2 separate regions of the Mus musculus genome follow, and region 2 is linked to region 1. A link is a loop called in an ENCODE intact Hi-C map of the cell type or tissue named here. Cell type or tissue: left cerebral cortex. All regions are shown on one strand. Links, peaks and the distances in the headings refer to the core of each region. The heading gives the core; the rest is flanking DNA. Region 1 holds the start of Mark2 (MAP/microtubule affinity regulating kinase 2). Region 2 holds the start of Naa40 (N(alpha)-acetyltransferase 40, NatD catalytic subunit).

Region 1 (11,175 bases), core at 1,218-9,217:
ATCAACAGGGAGACTGAGGCCCAGAAAAGGAAAAAGACATCTTCAAGAGGTCTGGTCCTTTCATTGCACTATTCTGAGGTTTTGCCATCCTCCCTCCTACCCTCATACCAAGACAGGGACTTACTATGTAACACAGGCCATCTCGAACCTCACTATGTAGAGCAGGCTGACCTTGAACCAACAGAAATCCACCTCCATCTGCCTCCAAGTGCTAGGATTAAAAGCATGCCACCTTGCCCTGCTGGGGAATGTGTTTTACATTTTAGTTTTAGTTTTTAAACCTTTTTTATTTTTAGAGTTTTACCTGCTAGCCTGCATACCCACTATGCACATGTAGTGTTCATGGAGGCCAGAAGAGCTTTGTGAGCCCCCATGGGACCAAACCCATGTCCTCTGAAAGAGCAGCAAGCTTGGAACTACTGAGCCACCTCACCATCTACTTGTCTTTGTGGTTTGGTTTGGTTTTAGAGATGGGTGTTTACTGTGTAGCCCTGCTTGTCCTGGAACTCATTATGTAGGCCAGGCTGGCCTCGAACCATCTTTTCTTCTGCCTTTGTTTCTCTCTCTCTCTCTCTCTCTCTTTTAAAAAAGATTTTATTTATTTATTTATTTATTTATTTATTTATTTATTTATTTATTATATGTAAGCACACTGTAGCTATCTTCAGACACTCCAGAAGAGGGCATCATCTTGTTATGGATGGTTGTGAGCCACCATGTGGTTGCTGGGATTTGAACTCTGGACCTTCAGAAGAGCAGTCGGTGCTCTTACCCACTGAGCCATCTCGCCAACCCCCTTTGCTTCTCTCTAGTGCTAAGATTACAGGGGCAGACCACCATACCCAGCTGGAGGAATCCTTTTTGGTTGTCTGTTTTATTTTATTTTATTTTTCGTTCTAGAGATTGACCCCAGGGCCTCCTTCATGGCATGGGAGTTAAAGCTCTCCCACTATCCTACAACCCCAGGAATCCTTATCGTCAACAAGTGCCTATTCTTTTGCCATGAGTTTGTCTTAGAAGGGAGATTTGAAATGAAAATGAAAATGAAAATGAAATGGTCTCTCCAAGCCGGGCGTAGTGGCGCACGCCTTTAATCCCAGCACTTGGGGGGCAGAGGCAGGCGGATTTCTGAGTTCAAGGCCAGCCTGGTCTACAAAGTGAGCTCTAGGACAGCCAGGGCTACACAGAGAAACCCTGTTTCAAAAAACCAAAAAAAAAAAAAAGAGATGGTCTCTCCAGACTTAAACATTGTAGAATATTTTAAAAGTCATTTAGGGCTGGGCATGGCAGTGCACACTTGCAATCAAAGTGGTGAGGAAATGAAGGCCGGGGATCAGTAGTTCAACCATCCTTGGTTACATATCATGGCCAGCCTGGGCTACTTAATACCCTGTTTCCAAAAAAAGCAAAAACAAAAGAACAACAAAAACTTGGATGGACAGGGTGGTTGGTGCACACCTTTAATCCCAGCCCTTGGGAAGCAGAGGCAGCTCCAGGAGTTCTTGGTCAGTCTGGTCTACAGTGGGAAACTGTGTCATAGAATCGAAACTAACAGCAGAAAGGAAATGTTATGTGTAATTTAAAGAAATATTTATTTGTATGTGCCTATGTTTGTGCTTTTATGGGTTTATGTGTATCACTGGCATGCGGGTGCTGGTAGAGGCCAGAGGGCATCATTTCCCCTGGAATTGAAGTTACAAGGGGTAGGGAGCCATCTGATGTGGATGCTGGGACCTGACCAGATTCTCTGGAAAATAGTACAGGCTCTGAATGAGCCAGCATTCTGACCTATGTTGTAGTATTTATCTATTTAACTTTTGTGTATATGAGTGTTTAGCCTGTATGTACGTCTGTGCAACCTAGTGGAAGCCAGAAGGTGTCAAACCACCTAGAACTAGTTAGACAGTTGTTAACCACCATATGGGTGCTGGGTACTAAACCTCAGTCCTCTGGGAGAGCAACCAGTCCTTCCTCTTGACTTCTGAACCATCTCTCCAACTCATTTTATATATATACATATACATACATATGTATATATATTATACACACACACATATATACATATATAATTACATTTTTATTTAGTGTATAGGGTAGCATGCTCATGGAACAATGTTTTAGACTTGGTTCTCCCCTTTCACTATGTGGATCCCCATGGATCAAACTGAGTTATTTTGCTGGCCTTTGTTATGTGATTCCATGCCAAGATCACGCAAGCATTTTTCTCAATACTGAAAAAAATACTGTACCTTAAAGGTGTGTTAAGTTTCAAGGACGCTGACCCAGTGCCTGTCCGACCTGGTGTCTGTCCCAGGCTTTACAGAGGAATGAGGGGACTGACTCAATATAAGGCTGACATAGACTTCTAGAAGCCAAGATAGTCGCAAGATGGGCGGGTGTGCAAAGCAGGAGACAGGCAATAGGATGACACTACACTTGGCAGTTGACTCACACGTTGATAGCAAGGTTGAGCGATAAAGTGGGTTTTATGAGCTAAACATGCGGATGGGAAGTTGGCGTTAGGCTCAAAGGACATCAGTTGTAGGAACAGCTAATAGCGGTATTTTCTAAGTCAAACAACAGGTACAGGTGACCCACGCCTGTTCAAGGTTTGAAAATAACCGAAAACTGACGGAAAGAAACGAAGAGATAGATTCTTAGCCTCGGCAGCTCTCGGGTGTTGCCGGAAATGGCTGACTACCGCTCTCGGCCGAGCGACGGAACGGGGGCGTGGCCGGTTTAGCACACGCGGAGCCTCTTCGGCTGTTTCCGGAAACTGCCGAAAGCTTGCTCCAAGTGGGCGGAGAAAGGCCGGTAGGCGTGGCTGCTGGTTGGCTCTGGAGGTGCGGGGAGTCTCTTCGTGGATTTCCGTAAACAGAGCCGAACCTCGGTCTTCGGAATCTAGGAGGTGCGCGCGTCCCCGGGGATTACCTTCTTCGGTAGTTTCCGGAATTCACCCATCGTCTGGGCCGAGAGGAAAAGGCTCTTCCCCCTCCCGTTCCTAGTTGTTTCGGATGTTTCCGGCTCTTGCCGGCGGAAAGAGCCGAGGGCTGGCGGTGGTGGCGGCCATGTTGGGAGCAGCAGGTCCGGCGGCGGCTGCCTGTGTGTCGGGCGCGGAGCAGTGCGGCTGAGGGCAGGGGAGGAGCGAGGCAGGCGGCCGGCTGCGGCGGTTGAGAGTAGGCGGAGCGGCGCGGCCGGGCCGAAAGGCGGCACAACCCAGCCGGGGGTCGGGGGGGGGGGTGCGGTCCGGAGCCGCTCGGAGCCGGCGAGGCCTAGCCCGAGCGGTGCATCACCGGGCTGGCGTGAGCCATCGCCCGGCCTCCCCGCACCCCCGGCCGGGGCCCATGCAGCGGGTGCTCCTGCTGTGAGAAGCCCCGCCCGGCCGGGCTCCTAGCCTTCCCTTCCCTATCTTCCTCCAAGCTTCTCCATTCCCTCCCCTGAGATACCGGCGCCATGTCCAGCGCTCGGACCCCCCTACCCACGCTGAACGAAAGGGACACGGAGCAGGTAAGGAGCCCTCAGGGCTCCCCTAATTCTGTGACTGGGCCCCTGCACCTTACGGAGGCTCCCTCCCTCAGTTCTCCTCGTGCTCCTGCTTTCTTCTACAAGCCTAGGCTGTCATCTGGCCCTGGGTTCCAGCCCTTCACATCCCTCTTCCGAATCCTGACCTGGGACCCACGTCGTCCTGACTGAACTGCACACTTGTATTTCTGCCAAACGCCCCTCGCCTCTCACCGCCCTCCTGCGCTCTTCCGTGCTATCTCCCCAGCTTCCCCCTCTCTTCCCTTTTCTCTCAGGGGCCTTTCTGGTCTTCCTCCACCCACGCTTAAAGCAGCCACCTTCCTGCTCCTCGAATAATACCCCGCGATTTGCCGCGGATTGTTGCCCACCTCTTTCTGCATCTCTCTAGCTTTGTACCCTCTCTACCCGCACCGGCTCTCACAATCCTCGGTTTTCTCCCTCAAGAGTCCGTGTCTCGGGAGTGTGTTCTCGGTCCCTTTCCCCTTTCACTTCCCCAGCTTTTTCTATCCTCCTTTCCCGTTCCAAATTGGGCTCTCCCTGTTGCTTGCAACCCACCAGCTCCACCCTCGTCACCTTTCCAAATCGTTCGCCTACTCCTTGCTCATCACTTTCCCTTCTTTTCGGCAGGAGCTCCCAGGCTCCTGGCACTGGCATGTGTCGCTTCCGTGTTTCCCATACAGCTGTCATGCGCATAGTTTTCCCACAGGTTGCCTTTGGGGTTCCAGTCACCGCTCCCTTCAGAGTCTTTGGATCACTCCTGTTCTCTTCCCCCTGGGGTTTGGCATTTAAGTCCTTGGGCCTCCTGTCTGAATGCTCTTCCAGATTATCCCTGGGCTCTCCTCTACCGTGGGAAAGTCAGTGTTTTAGTCTGGCTGTATTAACATAACCTGTTGCTCACTCTTTTGCGGGCTGCATCAGCTGCATCAGTCCCTACTTTACTGCCTACTTACACTGCAACACAAATTCCGATACTGTCTTTCCAAACTGGTGGCTGTCACTTCTCATAGTATCATAGTATCTTTCTTGTTTGCTACTTCCTATTGCTCAACCTTCCCCCATCTCTCTTACAATACCTCCTTAATCAGTGCTGCCTTTCCTGTCCTAATGGGTCTCCTCCTCCCCTCCCAGTCTGTTTACAGCTTGTATGCTCTGTCCATTCCCTTTCTCTTAGCTAGCCTTTGCGGGTCCCAGGGTGTATGCTAACTGCTTATGCTGCGCACCAGCTCCTGGGCTGGCCTATGCTCTCCCTTTCTCATCCTGGCAATCACTGCTTTTTGTCACCCAAGCTTTTGCCTTTTCTGTGTCGTCCTCTCACCTATGAGCCATTGCTTCCACTTCACACTTCTCTCCTTTGTTTCACTGTCTCTAGTGTCCCTCTCTGCCTGCCTTTTGGACAGTCCCTTGCCTGTCACATGTTTCTGGGTGAATTTTACTAAACACAAACTCGTTGGAAAGGAGCAGGCTTTACTCAGCACACCCTGGTGTTTCCCTCCTGTTCCCTGTTTTCTCTGTAGCCAGGTAGGCTCGCGATGCTGCTGTGTTTGCTTAGCATCAACTTCCTTCTTTGAGAACCCTCTTTATCTCTTTCCTGTGCTTTGCTGCTGTTACTCTCCTGCTGTCTGTACCTGGAGCTAAAGAAGCATCCGGACAGTTTTCTGACACGATGGACCCATAACACATAGGGGCTGTGTGCTCTTGGGCCAGAGCAGGGGGTTGAGAGGGAGGGATGGTTGATTGATTTCATGCCTGGTCTGGCAGCTAGTCCTGCCTGGGACAGAGATCTTCAGAAACTGAGGAGCTTGGTCTGTGTTGCACAGTCCCTTGCTTGCCAGCAGTGTCTCTTGGGAAACACTTTGTCCAGGCTCTTCTGAGGCTGGTCCGTGCATCCTCCTTTCTCCTACTTCTCGCAGTAGCTAGACCTCAGTTAACTGGAGAACTTTCCCAGACTTGGTTATGAGCAGGGAGAAGGAGGCCAAGTGACTGACTGGTACTTTCAGGCATGTGGGGCGTGGTTGACCTGCCTGTTCCCCAGAGAGGCAGGCTGTGGAGGCACCGTGTTGGGCAGAGTGGCCTCGGTGTGGTTTCTTTGACTGTTTACTAAGTGTAAATGCACTATTGGTCTTCTGTGTGCTCAGATGTGCTCCACACAGTATTGGGTCATGAAGTTGAGGTTTGATGCATGTACACTGATTTCAGGAGAGTGGTAATCAGTGGCCAGTTTGGCACGTGAGCTGCTTCGTGATAACTTGGTCCAGAGCAGAGGCTGCCTTGTCATTCTGCTCCTCTTAGGCTCCATTTCTGTTCTTGGTGGACCGAGCTGCATGCAGTCAGTTCCTGATTCTCCACTCACACTGTCAGCTTCATGTTCTGCCACCGCCTTCGAAAAAACTTGGACTTGGAAAAGCTAGGTGCACACCCTTCCAGGTGCCTAGCTGTTTCTCTTTGTTTCTTGTGCTGCTGATTTGCTCAGAGCCTTGTTCTTGATAGACACGTTATACTCCCCAGCCCAACCCTGTGTGCTTTAGAAACAAAAACAAAAAGCAAGAGTCAGTTCAACATCCACCTTCTTCAGAGTAGACCCGGCTACCAGGTTGAAACTAAATACCTTCTCCTCAGTCCCATTGCACATAGTGAAGCCATTGTGGAAGCTCAGTCATTGCAGTCACCTCAGTGTTAGGAAATAAAAAGCAAAGAATTTGGCTGGGCAGGTCCCTCTCCACCGTCACCTTATTTAGATTTAAATTAGTTAAGCTGGTTTTACCAGAGAATAAGTAAGCAAACTTCTGTGGATGTTTCCAATCTCTTCCTTTTCTCCTTCTTTCTTTAAAATTGTGGCTGATAAGCTGTTTCTAGGAGCTCTTTGATCACTTCTGAAACACACAGAACATGTTGAAGCATAAAAATAAACCTTATGTTGCAGAAGATTGCCTGTTTGCTGTCAACTCTGCTTTTAACAGTGAAAGTAGATAAAAGAAAGCCAAGCTCTGTCTTGAAGATAATTTTGGTGACACCTGATTTCAGATGTGCACTATCACCAGAGATGACTTCCTTTTGCAGGATTCTGACCTGGGGCTAGTGGTTTTGGGGTTTCTAAAGTCTGTGAGCTGAGCTTTCTGTGAGCTGCTTTTCCAAATGCCTCTGCTGGCCTGGAGGCTTCGCAGCCTTGAAAGTAATCAGCAAGATGACTGTTTGTCTTCCAGCCAGCAGCAGCCTTAACAGTCAAGTGTGGAGAAGGGTACAACTTCCAGAGTTCACCTACCCCAGGCTAGCGCTTTCCCTAATTTCTGGGGGAGGGGACACATAGCTTCATAACCTGGAAACAGAGTATCTGATAGAAAACAGGAGCCTTTTGCTTCCCATCAGTCAAATGACAGTTCTGCCCCCAACTCTTCTAGAGAGTGGGTGGCAGAATATATTCTCAAAGAGGAGTCTGGAAGATTGAAGAAGAGGACAAATCTAAGTTATAGAATCCTATAAAAACATACTGCTCAGGGCTGACAAAATGGCTTAATGGGTAAGGGCACTTGCCACAAAGCCTGATGACCTGAGCTGGATCCCTGAGACTCACATACTTGGTGGAAAAGCTGAACCTCACTCTGGCAAAATACTAACAAACACACATGCTCGTTCTCATTCTCTCTCTCCCTCTCTCCCTCTCTCCCCACTTCCTCCCTCCTTCTCCCTCTCTCCCTCTCTCTCCCTTTCTGTCTCTCTGTGTCTAAATAAATGTGGTGGTGGTGGTGGTTGATAAGGATAACAGCAGCAACAAAAAGCCTCATACCCAGCAGTATAGAGCTGAGGCAGGCTCAGATCCAAGTTCTGTTTGAGCTACAGGATAAACTCAAGGCTAGCAACTTAGTGAGACTCTGTCTCTCCAGATCCAAAGTAAAAAGACTAGCTATAATTTAGTGGTGTAGCATTTGCCTAACAAGCCAATGGCTGAAGGTTTGCTTTCCATTAAGGTGGATGTGAGAACGGGTTTGGTGGAAGAATTAAGCCATCCCATAGACACCTTGTGAGATTCCAGTTTCCTTTTGGTCAACACTGGTCTGAATACTTCATTTTTGATGATGTGGGATTCTGTGATTTGACTCTTGATGATGAGGTGGGGCTCTGCCTTCAGGGTGTGGATGTGAGTGAATGTTAGACCTCACAGTTTAATCTGCTGGACCTTAGAGAGTCTATGTGAGGCTTGTTAGAGTAATGTCTCTCTGAAACTTGACAGTGACGCTGTACTTTTTGACCTTAAAAGTAATTGTAGAGTGAATTATAATAATGCTTCTCCATTCTGAGGATTTGGGTAGCTAGCTACACAGATGATACAAGTAAGCGGTTGGAAGTTGGCCTGCTTTGGATTGAAACCAAGTTTGCATAGGGGTAGGTGCATCTTTTATTCTGTGACAATAGTTTGGGCTGAAAATCTTGGGCATACATGTCTTGGCCTAGTTGATACTTATGAGGTAAAAAGAGATGGAGAACCTTGTTTGCCTGAGAGGCTTGTACAGTGAGATCTCTCAGGAGTCAGCATTTCTCTGGCTGATGGTCTCCCTTTGGAAGAACAGCCAGATTCTCAAAGGGCATTTGACTAAGACTAGCTCCAGGCCTTCATGAACTGTTTTCTCATGGAGCACTTAGCTACCTAACTGGCATTTCTCTTCCCTCAGGAGCTTCTACAATGGCCCTACATATGTATTATGTTGACTTGAATGAATATTTTATGCTTAGAATGCAGTCAGGCCTCAGACTTTGTGGCACATTATTGACAAGTGGGTTGGGGGCTGGGTACCATCTTTGGCCCCGTGATAGTGTCTGTGCTAAATGGACTCCCCCCAGCAGCACTTTGAAGCCCGTTAATGGGTTGGGATGTGGTAACTTCAGCAGATGGAAAGGGCCAGGAGGCAGCCTGGCCACCTAAGCCTTAGGCTGCCTGGTCAAGGTTCCTGCTGTACCCAGGCTCAGCTGCTTCCCTCTACTTGGTTAAGTTGGAAGCCCAGCTGCCTGGCCTCTGTGCTGAGGGGTATGTGTGGAGGGCTGGCCTTGTTCCCTTCTGCTTATGTTGCTGCTGCCAGGTTTGATGCTTTCCTATCAAAGCAAAAACTCAGAGCTATATGGAAAGGTTGGTGTTTCAGCTTGGCCTTTCCTTGGAATCTCAGCAAGATGACAAACAGGATAGGTGACTGAGTTTCCTTCTCTTGATGGGAGATTCCAGTATTTGTCGTTTTGCATTTGAAGCTTGGGTTCTCTAGGCTTTCTCCCAGCCTTCATCAAACATGAGTGTGAGTCACTGACGTGTTAGCTGCGTGCTTTCCCCTTCTGTTTCAGCACAAGGAAGAAGAATAAGCCTTTACAAACCTGGGGGAGGAACTCACCCTTTCCCCATGCTGGCACTGGAGGCTGCAGGCTATCCCTGCTTAACCTAGCAGAGTGTCACTGCCCCCACCACAACCTTTTGGGATAGCCATTGAATACCATCGTTATTTACTTGTTTGTTTGTTTGTCTGTTTGTTTTAGACATGGTTTCTCTGTATACACTTGGCTGTCCTGGAACTCACTCTGTAGAACTGGCTAGCTTCAACCCCATAGAGATCCTCCTGCCTCAGCTCTTCATTCATTTTTTAATTTAAAAAATTATTTTTATATCCAGGCATGGTAGCACATACCTTCAATCCCAGTGGAGGCAGGTATCTTTGAGTTTGAGGCCAGCCTGGTCTACATAGCAAGTTCTAGGACAGCCAGGACTACATAGAGAGACCCTGTCTCCAACAAACGAAAACAAAAATTATTAGTATTTTAATAAGGTCTTTTTTCTGATGGGGACTTTAAATTTTTTCTTACTATTTTATGTGTATATGTGTCTGCCTGTGTATTTTTGGACCACCTGTATACCTGGTACCTAAGAAGGGCAGAAGAGGGCATTGGATCATAGGTTCTCTGAAAGAGCAGCTAGTGCTCTTAACCTCTGAGCCATCTTTTCAGCGCCCAAATCCCTGCTCCTCTTTTTTTTTTTTTAAAGATTTATTTATTATATGTAAGTACACTGTAGCTGCCTTCAGACACACCAGAAGAGGGCGTCAGATCTCATTACAGATGGTTGTGAGCCACCATGTGGTTGCTGGGATTTGAAATCCGGACCTTTGGAAGAGCAGACGGGTACTCTTACCCACTGAGCCATCTCACCAGCCCCCCTGCTCCTCTTTTGCTTGCTTGCTTGCTCGTATGTAGCTCTGGCTCTGCCTTCGGAGTGCTGGGATTAAAGGCATGCACTACAACCACATGGTTACATGCAGCTGTGATGAGAGTTAACCCAGGTTCTCTGGAAGAGCAGTGTGTACTCTTAACCTCTGAGCCATCTCTCCAGCCCCCTGCTATTGTTCTTAGATTGGGATGGGACAACCAATTTTGAAACAGTACCAAGAGAATCTGGCCTCTTGGTTTTCAGTTATCTCTCCGAAAGAGAGGGCTTCCCTGTTTCTTGCTCTGCTCAGTGCCCCCCTCCTCCTTTTGGGGTGTGTATCCCTTGATCTGTATGTCTTTGTCTGGCATGCTGTCTGTAGGTTCTTTCCACAGGTGTCTTGTCTTTGGGTTTGTACTCACGTCTACTTTGAGATATTTTCATTAGCACAGTGGTGTACAAAATCATTACATGTAGGCTTGTGAAACCAAGGACCAGGCATAAGTTTTGGTAGGACAGGTGGAGTTGGATGCTCATACTGGCTTGGGGTCCTTGGGGGCAGGTAGGTGAGGTAGACATGGGGAAAGAGAGGGGAGAGCTGTATTCAGTGACTGCTCCTAGCCACCCTTCTGGCCTTTTTTTTCCTCCATGTGAGGTAGGTAGAGCAGGCTCTGGGCTGCACAGTAGAACCTGTCAAGCTGGTTTTGCACAGGGCCAGCCTGTCTTCCCTTGTCCTCTCTGGGAAATTGGCAACACAGAGGTCAGCCTCCTGTAGACTGAACGGAGCTGCTGAGTTTGTATGACCTCTGTAAACAACCTCCCACCCTCTGCAAGTACCCAGTATGGGAATTGGATCTCCTCTTCTGAAAGCTTTTTCGGCACCCCATGCTGATCCTCAAACCAACTGATCTGTTTTATGAACTTTCCTTGGAACCTGTAAGGTACAGTTTCTTTTCTTGGGCTCCCTACACACTCATTTGTCAAAGGGTCCCACCATCCCTACGGAAGGGTTTGGGGTCTCCTATGGCGCAGGTCTGGGAGGGCTGAGTCTGGTTCCTCTTTTGGAGTGTGGAAGAGAATTGGGAATCCTGAGTCCTGGCTCCTGTGATGTAGACAAACTCAATGACTTCGGACCCTTTGAGTGTGTGCTCCATGATTCAAATGCCCCAGGCTTCCAGGAGGATTAAAGGGGCACAGCTTTTAGCCTTTGAAAACATACAGGCACTTAGCTATAGTTTGTCTTCTGAGAATTATCAGTTACTTGGATGTTATAGGGAGTTTCCTCAGGGAGTAGACTGAGCCAGGTTCTAAGACTCAGTAGCCAGTACTGGAAGGTGGAGCAGGAATGTTTTCCCATTCTCTTCAAAAGCAGAAAATCCAATGTATGGAAGCTTTATAATTTGACTTAAGCTATTTGTAGATAGCTCCAGCCTAGGTGCTGGCTCCTTCTGTTACTATGGTAGTGACCTGCTTGCTCTGAG
Region 2 (11,175 bases), core at 2,216-10,215, 100 kb after region 1:
CTAGCCTGCTCTACATAGTTCAAGAGTAGTGAAGGCTATATGTGAGATCCAATCTCAAAAGCAACAACGATAAGGAGAATAAACTTTAAGAAGAAAATTTGATTCAGGTGTCACCTCATCTACAAAGTTTTCTCCTTCTGTGACTCATAATAGCACCCATACTTGCCACCAGTCCTCCTACTGAACTTTACTGAGTACCTACTGTCTGCTAGGTACCAGCTGGGTCCCAGAGATATAGAGGGTTAGGATTGCTGACCTTAGAACCTGAAACACTGCTCTAAAATTGCATTGAACCGGGTACCAAGTTCAGTAGTGGTGTCAGGCAAGTGGTAAGTGGGAGTTGTGTATGTAATCTGCTGCTTAACAGCAATGGCAGAGAAAAAGCACAGTTCCCAGCTGCAGGAGCCAACAGACTGATGGAGGAGGCTGGGAATGTGGCTGAGTAGGGAGAGCAATTGCCTAGCAACCCTGAGTCTGAGTGCCAGCACCACACAGTGATGGCACATTCCTATAGTCCCAGCACTTGGGATGCAGAATCAGAGGGATCAAGAGTTCAAGGTTGAGGCTGAAGAGATAGCTTTGGGTTTACAACCATCAGCTGCTCTTCCAGAGGACCTGAGTCTGATTCCCACCCAGCACTGACATGTCAGTCCACAATCATGTAACTCCGATCCTCTCTTCTTAGGTACCAGACACACATATATACAGGTGAAGCACCCATATACATAGGATGATAAAATAAACAAACGAAAGAGTCAAAGGTCATTCATAGTTTCATAATGGATTTGGGAGCAACCTCGGTTATATGAAACCCTATCTCCAAAGACACAGGTGTACATGTGGGCAATGGGAAATGGCAAAGATGGTGGAAGCCCTCAGTGGGGTGCCCAGGCCAGCCATGTGGAATGAGAGAAGGCAGCTTCTATCTCAGCTGGGATCTGAATTAAGGGGAGGCAAGAGGGTTTCAGTACTGTACTGGCTAGTTTTGACTAGCCAACGTGACACAGGCTGGAGTTATCACAGAGAAAGGAGCTTCAGTTGGGGAAGTGCCTCCATGAGATCCAGCTGTAAGGCATTTTCTCAATTAGTGATCAAGTGGGGAGGTCCCCTTGTGGGTGGTACCATCTCTGGGCTAGTAGTCTTGGAGAGCAGGCTGAGCAAGCCAGGGGAAGTAAGCCAGTAAAGAACATCTCTCTATGGCTTCTGCATCAGTTCCTGCTTTCTGACCTGCTTGAGTTCCAGTCCTGACTTCCTTGGTGATGAACAGCAGTATGGAAGTGTAAGCTGAATAAACCCTTTCCTTCCCAACTTGCTTCTTGGTCATGATGTTTTGTCCAGGAATAGAAACCCTGACTAAAACAAGTACAAAATCCAGAATTTAGGAAGAGGTCAGGGTTGCAGGAGTGAGGAAATCAGGGGACACTCACCTGATTATGATGCCTCTCCTTCCCCACTGTACTCCCAGGTAGGTTAGAAGGGGGTCCTGTCACTACACACACACACACACACACACCTTTCCCTCCCTTATTCCTGGGACGAGGCAACAATGAGTGGGAGAATAAATGGGTGCCTGAAGCCTATAGCTGTTTGAAGGAGTGGCCGCATTAGAGGAAAGGGAGGAAGAAAAGTCAGGCGTGCTTGGGTGACTTGTAGTAGGCCTGGGAATATAGCTTTTTGAAGTCCCAGCACTTGAGATGTAGAGGCAGGAAGATCAGAGGTTCAAGACCAGTCTGAGCTCTGACGCAAACTTGGGGCCATCTTGGACTACGTGGGACCTATTGTCAAGAAAAAAGGAGATCCAGCGGGCAGGTAGAAGGGACAGCCAGAGCCACTCCAGACATGGGGAAGACCAGGGATTAATGTCCCTGTCCATGAAGTCAGAGAGAATGAGAATGGAGGAGGGGGTTCTTCAACCATAGGGGAATGGTTAATGAGAAAGCATCCTCAGAATGGGACGATGTTGGTCAGAGAAGAGGGAAAGGGGGACTTTCCTTGTGAGGCCTTGTATCCCTCTCATTTAACCCTTATGACCTCCCTTGGAAGAAGACGGTTGCTTGTAGTGTGTCTTGGGGACAATAATCAGATATTGGGCTTTTTCAGGTAGCTTGGGTGGGGGAGGGGTTGCTTGGATGACTTGTAGTAGGCCTGGGGATATAGCTTAGAGGCAAATCAATGTGCCCTGCCTTCAGTCCTCAACACTGCAAAAAAACCAAAAGTAAGATGAGTCCGAAAGTGTGAGAGAGGGTGGGTCGAGGGTAGCAGAAAGGATATGGAGATTGGATCAGTAAAGAAAGAGCTGACCACGACAGTGACTTCAGGAGAGGCCAGAGGAAAAGCCAGACGGCAGGGAGGATTTTCTGTTGGACTCCTGCCTCATTCTCCAAAAGTTCACTCAGATGTCTTCTCACCCACCCGCCTCAGCTCCCTCTCCCAGCGGCCTGGTCTCCAGAGTGTTAGGAAGTGACCTTCAGCAATACATTTTCTGACTTCCAGATAAGGAGCCAACTGCAGATTCATCAATTTTCTTACATTCTGGCTGGTGGATTTATACAACATTAAAAGGAAGACTTCCTAGCCAGGTGATGGTGGCACACGCCTTTGATTCCAGCTCAGGAGGCAAGTGCCAGGGCTACACAGAAAAACCGTGTTGAAAAACAAACAAGCGGCCGGAGAGATGGCTCAGCAGTTAAGAGTGCTGGCTGCTCTTCCAAAGGTCATGAGTTCAATTCCCAGCAACCACCTGCCTGTGGCATCTCACTCTTTGCCTGACTCCTCTTCCTGTAACCTTACCTCTACTATATATCTCCTTGTCGAATCAGCAGCCCAGTGGGCCTCAGAACACCTAAACCAGCTGGTGGCCCCTCCACTCAGTTTCCAGCAGTGGTCTAAATCCCCAAGTCTCTGCAAGTCTATGAGCTGCAAAAGAAACGCTTCTTACCTGCCTGAGTCCACTTCATATCCTGCTCCTGCAGGTCCCATTTGCCCTGGCCACACTGTACTTAATGCTAGGAGTGCCAACTAACAGCATTCCCACCTGCAGGGAAAGTCAGGGACTGTTTGACACCACCCCCCCTCCTGGAATGCCCTGCCCTGCTCCCAGGTAGCTTCATGACTTGCTCTCTGACTCCCTAAAGATCTTGGCTCAACTACCACCACCTCGTGTTATCTTCCCCAAGCATCCTAGATACAATTATAAATCCTTTCCTGACAGGCTTTCTTTTCCTTCATGGTACCCAGGGCACATACTATTCTTTTATTATTTATTTAACTGGCTTATTATCTCCTTTCTAGAAAATACCAGCAGATCTTTTTCCTGTTTGATACTATTTCTTTCCTTCTCTCTCTCTCTCTTTTCTTTTTTAAATTTTTTGAGATTTTATTTATTTAGGTCTTTCAAGCTAGGATTTCTCTGCGTAGCCCTGGCTGTCCTGGAACTTGGTCTATAGACCAAGCTGGCCTCAAACTAATGAGATCCACTTGCCTCTGCCTCCCAAATGCTGGGATCGCCTGACTGTGTCTGTGTGACTGTGTTAGATCCCTTGTACCTGGAGTTATATATAGTTCTAAGCTGCCATGAGTCCTAGGAACCTGGTTCTTTTAGATGGGTAGCCATTGCTCTTAACCTCTGAGCTGTCTCTCAAGCCCCATGGTCCTCCAACCTCTGCTTCCATAGTACTTGGATCACAGGTAGGAGCCACCACACTCAGCTTGGTATTGTTTTCTTTGCTGCCTGAAACAGTGCCTACCACTGCAGTAGGCACTCGCTGCACGTTGCCAGGGCTACAACTTCTCTGAGCAATAAACGTAGGATAATGATTAAAATCTGAAAATTTTAAATTTAAGACTGGAGCCAGGGCGTTCTAATTTTGTGTGTGTGTGTGCCCGCGCTAATAGAGACTCTGGAGTAGGGGTTGTAGCTCAATGACAGAACTCTATCATGTGTGAAACCATGAATTTGACCCTCAGTACAGGGCTGGCAGGGTCAAGGAGGCCAACCTAAGCCAAACCAAGCAAAACAAAAACAACAACAACAACAAAAACCAACCAACCAAACAAAAAAAAACCAAGAAAGCTAAGATTTTGATTCCCGCCTCCACCCCAGATTTCAGGGTTAGTCCCAAGGGTTTGCAAACTGCTCTATCTCCCTAGGTGATTCCCATGCAGGTCATGTGGAGGTCACACTACCCAGATGTCTGCTCAAACTGAAAAAAATAGGACCCAGAACACCTGAGGTCTTTAGTTACACAGGAGTTACAAGCTCCTTTAGGACACAAACTTCTGTATCCTCTGGGTTCAGCACAATGTATGTGCATGTTAATGCCGTGTGAACGAATGTTGAGAAGGATGAATGGGTATAACAGGACTTGTTAGAAAAGGCATGCCAAGGGTCAGCTTCTAGAAGTCAGAATGCTTCCAGACTTTTGGCTGTGCCTGCGCGCCTCAGCGAAGGCAGCCCGCACCACCGCCCACCAAGTGGCTCCGAGGCTAGCTTGCTCCAGGCCGGCGCGCGCCCTTCCGCTCCGCGTGGTCGTTGCCATAGTTACAGACGCGGACCGTCGAGGGGGCGGGGCCGGCGCGTGCGCGTCATTCCTAGCGCGACGCTCTGCCGCGCCTCCCGCCTTTCTGTTCTCAGGCCTTCCGCGCGCACGGCAACCGTTCCACCTGCGCGCCTTCGCGCTCGCCGCCCACTCTGGTCCGGTTCTGCGCCGGCGCGGGGCCCTCTAGGACGCGCGGGGGATTTGTGAGACGCATGCGTAGTGCGCGGCCGGCCGCTTCGCTGTCGCTCGGGTTCCGCCGTTGCCACCTCCCTACGGGCAAGTGCGAGAGGGGAGCCGAGGGCCGCCGCCGTCGCCGCCGCCGCCACCATGGGGGTAAGTGAGGCTGGAGAAGTAATGGGAAGTCCACAGCTGCCGTTCACCCTCTGCGTCCTCATTGTTTCGTGAACCCCCTCACGTGACCCTGACCCCTTACAGTCTCACGTGACCCCCGGCCCCCACTTGACAAGAGTTCCCCACGCCTCGTTGTAAAGGTCCCGGCGTTGAGCCTAGCCCAGAAATTCTCTGGGAGCCCTCTTCTCCCCCCCGCCCCCCACTCCGTTCTCTTCGTGCCCCTTCCTGCCTCTCTGACCCCCTAGAAGGCCTCCCCACTCCCGAGCCCCTGCTGCGTCCCTGATATTAGCCCCTTGCTCCTTGAAGACACCCATCATCTGGCTGTCACGGTCCTAGCGGTTTCCTGCTACCCGAACTTGTAGGGAACTGAGGCAGGGAGGCAAGAAGGCGTATGGCCAAGGTCACATTGATATGGCTTGGGCGCTGGACCCCATCCGGTGACTCCGGAGTCTCGATGGAATCTGCTTCCCACTGCTCAAGTCTCTGCCCAGCCAGTTCCCCTACACTTTTGAACCGTCTGCTACCAGCTTCTTCCTGCTTCAGATGAAACGTAGTCTTCCTTACCACACAGGCATGCCCGTTCAGCTTCTGGCTGCAGTAAAATGGATCTTAGAAGTTGGATTGTTCTTAGTCTTGTTACTGCAGGTGGCTTGCAATGGAAGAGGGGGTGGAGGTGTACAGATGAGTAGGGGGGATGGGCTGGTTATAGTCCCAGCCTGGATGTATAGTAACCACCTGTTATGGTCTGACAGCAAGAAGATGCATTTCCATGGCCTTTCCTGGGATATGCAGATCTAGGGTTGGGCAAAAGCACCCTCCTAAAAATGTAACTCTCTGATCATAGGGTTCGTGTGGAATTTGCAACACTTTTAGCGAGTCCTGACTTTGAAACTAGATGTGCCTCAGTGGCAGCCCCATCTTTAACGGCTAGTGGCATGACCCTGCAGGTGATGAGGCCTGGCTTGGTTTTATTCCTATTTGTGCGATGCACGTGACCTCCTCTTAGGATAGTGATGAAGATTAAATGAGAAAATGGATGTAAATAGCCCACTAGGTGCCTTTAAGCAGTAGCTGCTATTTTGCTTATATTCTCAGCCTCACTTCAGTGATCTAAAATAGATTGGTGCTATTTTTATTCCTTTGGGTTTGTCCCTACTGTCACTAACCTAGATTTTTTTTTTTCCCTCTCTCACAAACAAATCAGCTTATTAGACAAAAGTAGTCTAGCTTGTGACAAAACACTTATTTTGGGATCAATGTCAAAACAAAACTTGAGGGGCCTGGGGTTACATAGCTCCGTAGTAGAGTGTATGCTTAACATATGTGAGGCCCTGAGTTCAGTCTTCACAAAAACCTCAAAACCTTCCAAAGCATTTGTCATAGTTCAGACAGTAATTTTTATTCAATATGAAGAAAATCAAGGCTGAGAGACTTTGGCATATTTAACTTCAATTTTAGTGAGCAGTTGCAGGCCCCTGCTGTTGTTGAAGCTAAATGAAATCAAGTTTCTAGTATTACTCATTAACTCTTTGCCCAGAATCAGCCACTGCAGACAAAGCCCTAAGAGGGTGACATGCCTCAGGTTCTGTACTTATTCATTGGTGGCACTGAAGTCATGGGGCCCAGATACACTGGGCTTCCTTTGAGTCCCCATCTATTGCTCATACTGTGGAGATGTTTCTCACAACTCCCATCAGAGTGTCTCCTGGCCTAAAACTCAAAGCAGCAGAGACTTGAATTACCTTCATTGGATCAGATCTGGAATACTCCCATTACTCTCATCAGTCCCCACCCCAGCCTCCATGCCCCACCTGCATAACTTGAAGCAGTTGTTCCTAGTAGTTGCCACCCATTCCCCTAGGAAGTACCCTGCTTCTAAACCCCAGGCTGAGTGATAGTGGGAGCAAGTGGAACAACACCTCTCCCGGGTTCTACTACTGTTGGGTTTGAGTTAGAGGATATATCTCTCCCCTTGCCAGAACCAGTTGGGTGGAAGCATTGACACGGAGGCCTAAGTGATGTCAAATCTCTTCTGGAAGCAGCCACTGGTGGAGTTTGTTTGTGGGTTGTCTTTTTATTTCTCTTTGTGACTCCTAGACTAGTAAGGGGTTCAAGCCTGAATTTGAATCTGAGCCTCCTGTTTGTGCACACACTGGTAAGTAAAGTAAACCTACTCCTGCCTGGTGGAGCTGAGTCCAGCTGAGGCTGGGAAGACCTGTCAGAACTCTAGGACTTGAATTAGTAGTTGGTTCTCACAGCTGAGCTGTCTACAACACATTCTTTTTAGAAAAGCAGAGGCAGAGGGCTAGGGATATAGCTGTTCTATAGAGTGCCTGCCTGGCATGCCTGAGGTCCTGGGTTTGATTCCTAGCACCTCGTAGACTGGGTAAAGTAATTCAAGCCTGTAATCCTAGCACTCAGGAAGAAGAGGCAGGAGGAACAGAAGTTCAAGGTCATCCTTAGCCATATAACAAGTTAGGAGCCAACCTGAGCTATAGGAGATCCTGTGCCCCCCACCCCCAAAAAAGAATGCACGGGCAGAGTGTCTGACACTAGTGGGTTCCTGTAAACAGAGACCATCTCTAAAGCTGGAAATGAAGCTCAGTGTAACATAGTAGCTATGAATATGCTTTGGTCCTAGCACATGTACAGCTAAAAAGAGTTTAAATCCAATGCATAATACCATTTTATCTGTACAACAGCCCTTTGATTATTGCTGTAGGAATTATTAGGTCCATTCTATGGTTGAGGAAACTGAGGTTCTGACAAACTGAACAACTTGCCAAAGGGGCTTTAAGTAACATGCCTAAAGCCATAGCTATTAAGTGAAAGAGCTGAGAATCAAATCCAGGTCTCTTGACTCAAAAGCCCACACTCTTTTTATTATATAAAGCTCCCTTGGGAACGACACTTAACCACAATGAGCTTTACTGTTCACTGTGCTTATTTCCCATTTTAATTAGACAAGTTTTCCTGCGTCCCTGCAGGACAGCCTTACCTCCACAAGGCTTCAGCGAAGCTAATTGGAACAGTGGGAGACCACTCTAACTGGTGTTTGCTGGAGTTGCAGGAGGGCCCCTGCCTGTGTGGCCCAGCCTGCCTCTACCCCTCACTCTGTGCTGGCTGCCAAGTGCTTAAGGGGTGTTGTCCATTATCTCAATCTCCTTGGTAGTGGCCTTGAGGGTTGCCTGGTTTGCCACTCAGTCTGCATAAGTCTCAGAAACCATGTTCCTGTGTTGAGAAATTAAATGTTGTGGAAGAACCCAGGTTTTGTGCTTTTGGGGTCCTGGGAGTCACACTTGGTTTCCAGCACCTTTAATCTTGTCCCACAATGTGTTTTGTGGCAGTCCAACAGTCCTACACTCTGTTGGCTTGGTAGGGTGGAGAAGGGAACTTACATCTCCTTTGAATGTGAAGATATGTTAGCATCCCAGTTTCCCTGGAGATGTTCAAATGGTCATTTAGGGGTGGCAGGTGGGCATGGCCTTATCTGGTTGATGGAATACTCATGTTCCTGATGCTCCATGGTGCAGCTCTGGAGACTTCAGCTACTGTTTCTCTTTTCCCTGCCTCCACCTTAGCATGGAGGTGGTGTAAGAGGTGGCACTGTTGGGAATTGGTTCCCAGGTAAATGGGCATCAAGAAATTAGTTGCTCCGGGCGGTAGTGGCGCACGCCTCTAATCCCAGCTCTTGGGAGGCAGAGGCAGGCGGATTTCTGAGTTGGAGGCCAGCCTGGTCTACAAAGTGAGTTCCAGGACAGCCAGGGCTACACAGAGAAATCCTGTCCCGAAAAACCAAAAAAAAAGAAAGAAAAAAAAGAAATTAGTTGCTAAGTGGTTGCCTGAGAGTGCTCGAAGCCCCTAGCTTTATCTCTGCAGGATATGAGGTCTTTGGTGACTGAGCTGAAGTCTAGACAAAGGCTGCATCTGTGGCCTGGCCCCTCATGTCTCCATTTGGCCACTCACTCCCTGGGGAACCATGCATGAGTCATGCTCCCTTGGGCCTCAGTTTCTTAATGTATAAAGGTAAGTGATGGCTTCTACCCTGAGCCTTGACCCATGTATTCCTGTGAAAGTACTTTGTTAATGGATTTCAGCGTGGTGTTGAAGCCTATATTCCAGAGGGAAAATAAATCCCGGAAAACCAGTTGGAGGGGCTACTTCTGTTCCCATTTGCACCTCCGTGAAAACAGCCTCAGGCTGGGGGTATAGTTGAATGTTAGACCACTGGCCTGTCATGCACAAGACCCTGAGTTCCATCCCCAGCACCACAAAGACCAACAAAAACCTGTATGTGAGCCAGGCAGATTTCTGAGTTCGAGGCCAGCCTGGTCTACAGAGTGAGTTCCAGGATAACCAGGGTTACACAGAGAAACCTTACCCCGAAAAAACAAAAAACAAAACCAAAAAAAAAAAAAAACCTGTACGTGCATTTCTCAGGAGAGGTGAGAAATGAGAGCTAGCCTGGCTCCTAGCACAGTGGTGGGAAGTATCTGGTGCTGGCATTTTGCCTGTCAGAGAGTCTAATTCTTTTACCTTCTGATGCTGAAATACAAGTTTGGCAGTGCTGTTCCTTTGAACATCCAGGCTGAAGTTACGCTTTGGAGCTAGCCCGTCTGTTTAAAAGCTGGTTTTTAATTCATGTGAATGTTGATTGTTCAGTGCCCTGTCCTGGGGCCAGGCAGTGCCACAGTCACATTGGCATTGGTGGTATTTGACCTCTCTCCAGTGAGCTGTGAAAGATGTGTGGCTGGAGTCAGGAGATCTGGGCTGCTGGTCCTCCCTGGTAGGGTGAACAAGAAGGTATCATTGAGCACCTTTCTGTAGCCCTAGTGATAACAGCTCCAGGCAGGACTGGAGGCTTTACTCTTAGACAGGGCATGATGTGTTTTTGTTCTAGAACCTGGCAGGGAAAAAGTAGAAAGCACTTTTGATGAAAAGTGGGGGTTGTAGCTCACACCTGTAATCTTAGCACTTGGGAGGCTGAGCCAGGTTGATTACTGTTGAGTTGGGGGCCTGCATGAGCTACAGTATGAAACCACTCTCTTCCCATGCCCCCACCAAAAAAAAAAAAAAAAAAATAGGGAGAAGGGATTTTGAAAGAGCCCCATATTAGCCTTCAAGTAGGGTCTGGTTAAGATGCAAGTAGGGACAATTTCCCTGTGTCGTGCCCCATCCCTGCTGTCGTGCCCCTGCAGCTTGGTCTTGCCTCTGCCCTGAAGTGAACCATAGTCTCTCAAGCCACCCTTGACATCAGCAGGGCCATGCTGTGACTGCCACTTGGCCTGGGCTGCGCAGACGTGCTGGGTGTGGCTCTGAATTGCTTCCACGGGGCTGTCTCATAGTTAGAAGACTCTAAAGAAATGCTGAGCCAGCCGGCCATGGTGGCGCACGCCTTTAATTCTAGCACTCAGGAGGCAGAGGCAGGCGGATTTCTGAGTTCCAGGCCAGCTTGGCCTACAAAGTGAGTTCAAGGACAGCCAGAGCTATACAGAGAAACCCTGTCTCAAAAAAACAAAAAAACAAAAAAACAAAAAAAAAAAGAAAAGAAAAGAAAGAAAGAAATGCTGGTCTGGGGCCATCTTAGATCCTAGATGTTCCTGAAATTGAACATTCCTCCTTAGGAAGGAACAGCCAAGTGAATATGTCCACACATCCAGGTTTCCTATTGCAGGGTCAGGTTAACGGGTTCAAGGCCCCTTGGGTTCCTCTGAGTGAGTTGGCTATAGCCCTTCCAGTGGTGGTGTTTTCCTTGTTGCAGAGAAAGTCGAGCAAAGCCAAAGAGAAGAAGCAGAAACGATTGGAGGAGAGAGCGGCCATGGATGCTGTGTGTGCCAAAGTGGATGCTGCCAACAGGGTGACTCTCAGTTCCTCTCTCAACTTCAGCTCCTTTCTGTTTTTTTACTTCTTGGCGCCACCAAGTGGCAGATCTCTGGCACTGTCCACACAGGCCCATGCCCACACAGTTTGGGGAGGAGGGGCTGTGGTTGGCTCAAGTGTTGAGGGTTGTGTGGAAAGGCTACAGGTTTTCCTGATGTGGAACGTGGGGAGATTTTTTGGGTGAGGAAACCTCTCATGAGACATAACACATGGTTCTTAACTCTTCCTTCTTTCAGAGGTTACTGGCTGCCCGTGCGTACTGTAAGCTCTGCTTTACCCAAGGCTTCACTGGCCTGGTCCCTGGGACTGCTCAGAGGAGCAGCAGCTGTGAATCAGCTCTGTGGGATGGAGGGTGGGGGGTGTCAGAGCGGGTCTGAGAGCTTTCACCCTGAGACTGAGAGTTTGG

The links. Peaks named below come from ENCODE experiments on the same cell type or tissue, not always from the same donor. Only the 100,000 strongest peaks of a DNase experiment are listed, where the experiment ranks them.
Region 2: it touches region 1 in a loop (3-fold over the local background); 16 of 42 quality-filtered maps call a loop at or near these places.

What each region holds. Positions count from the first base shown.
Region 1 is chr19:7,333,500-7,344,674 of GRCm38, reverse strand. Mark2 (MAP/microtubule affinity regulating kinase 2) reads left to right here and starts at 2,815. Exons shown (of 18, transcript NM_007928.3): 1 at 2,815-3,507. The coding sequence starts at 3,454. In left cerebral cortex, for the core only: no CTCF peak of the experiment used is centred there; DNase peaks (open chromatin) are centred at 5,926, 6,851, 7,244, 8,794 and 3 more places; H3K4me3 peaks cover 4,030 bases; H3K27ac peaks cover 2,405 bases.
Region 2 is chr19:7,234,634-7,245,808 of GRCm38, reverse strand. It overlaps Naa40 (N(alpha)-acetyltransferase 40, NatD catalytic subunit), which reads left to right and starts at 4,587. Exons shown (of 8, transcript NM_027643.1): 1 at 4,587-4,871; 2 at 10,651-10,746. The coding sequence starts at 4,866. In left cerebral cortex, for the core only: no CTCF peak of the experiment used is centred there; DNase peaks (open chromatin) are centred at 4,646, 5,295 and 5,389; H3K4me3 peaks cover 1,812 bases; H3K27ac peaks cover 864 bases.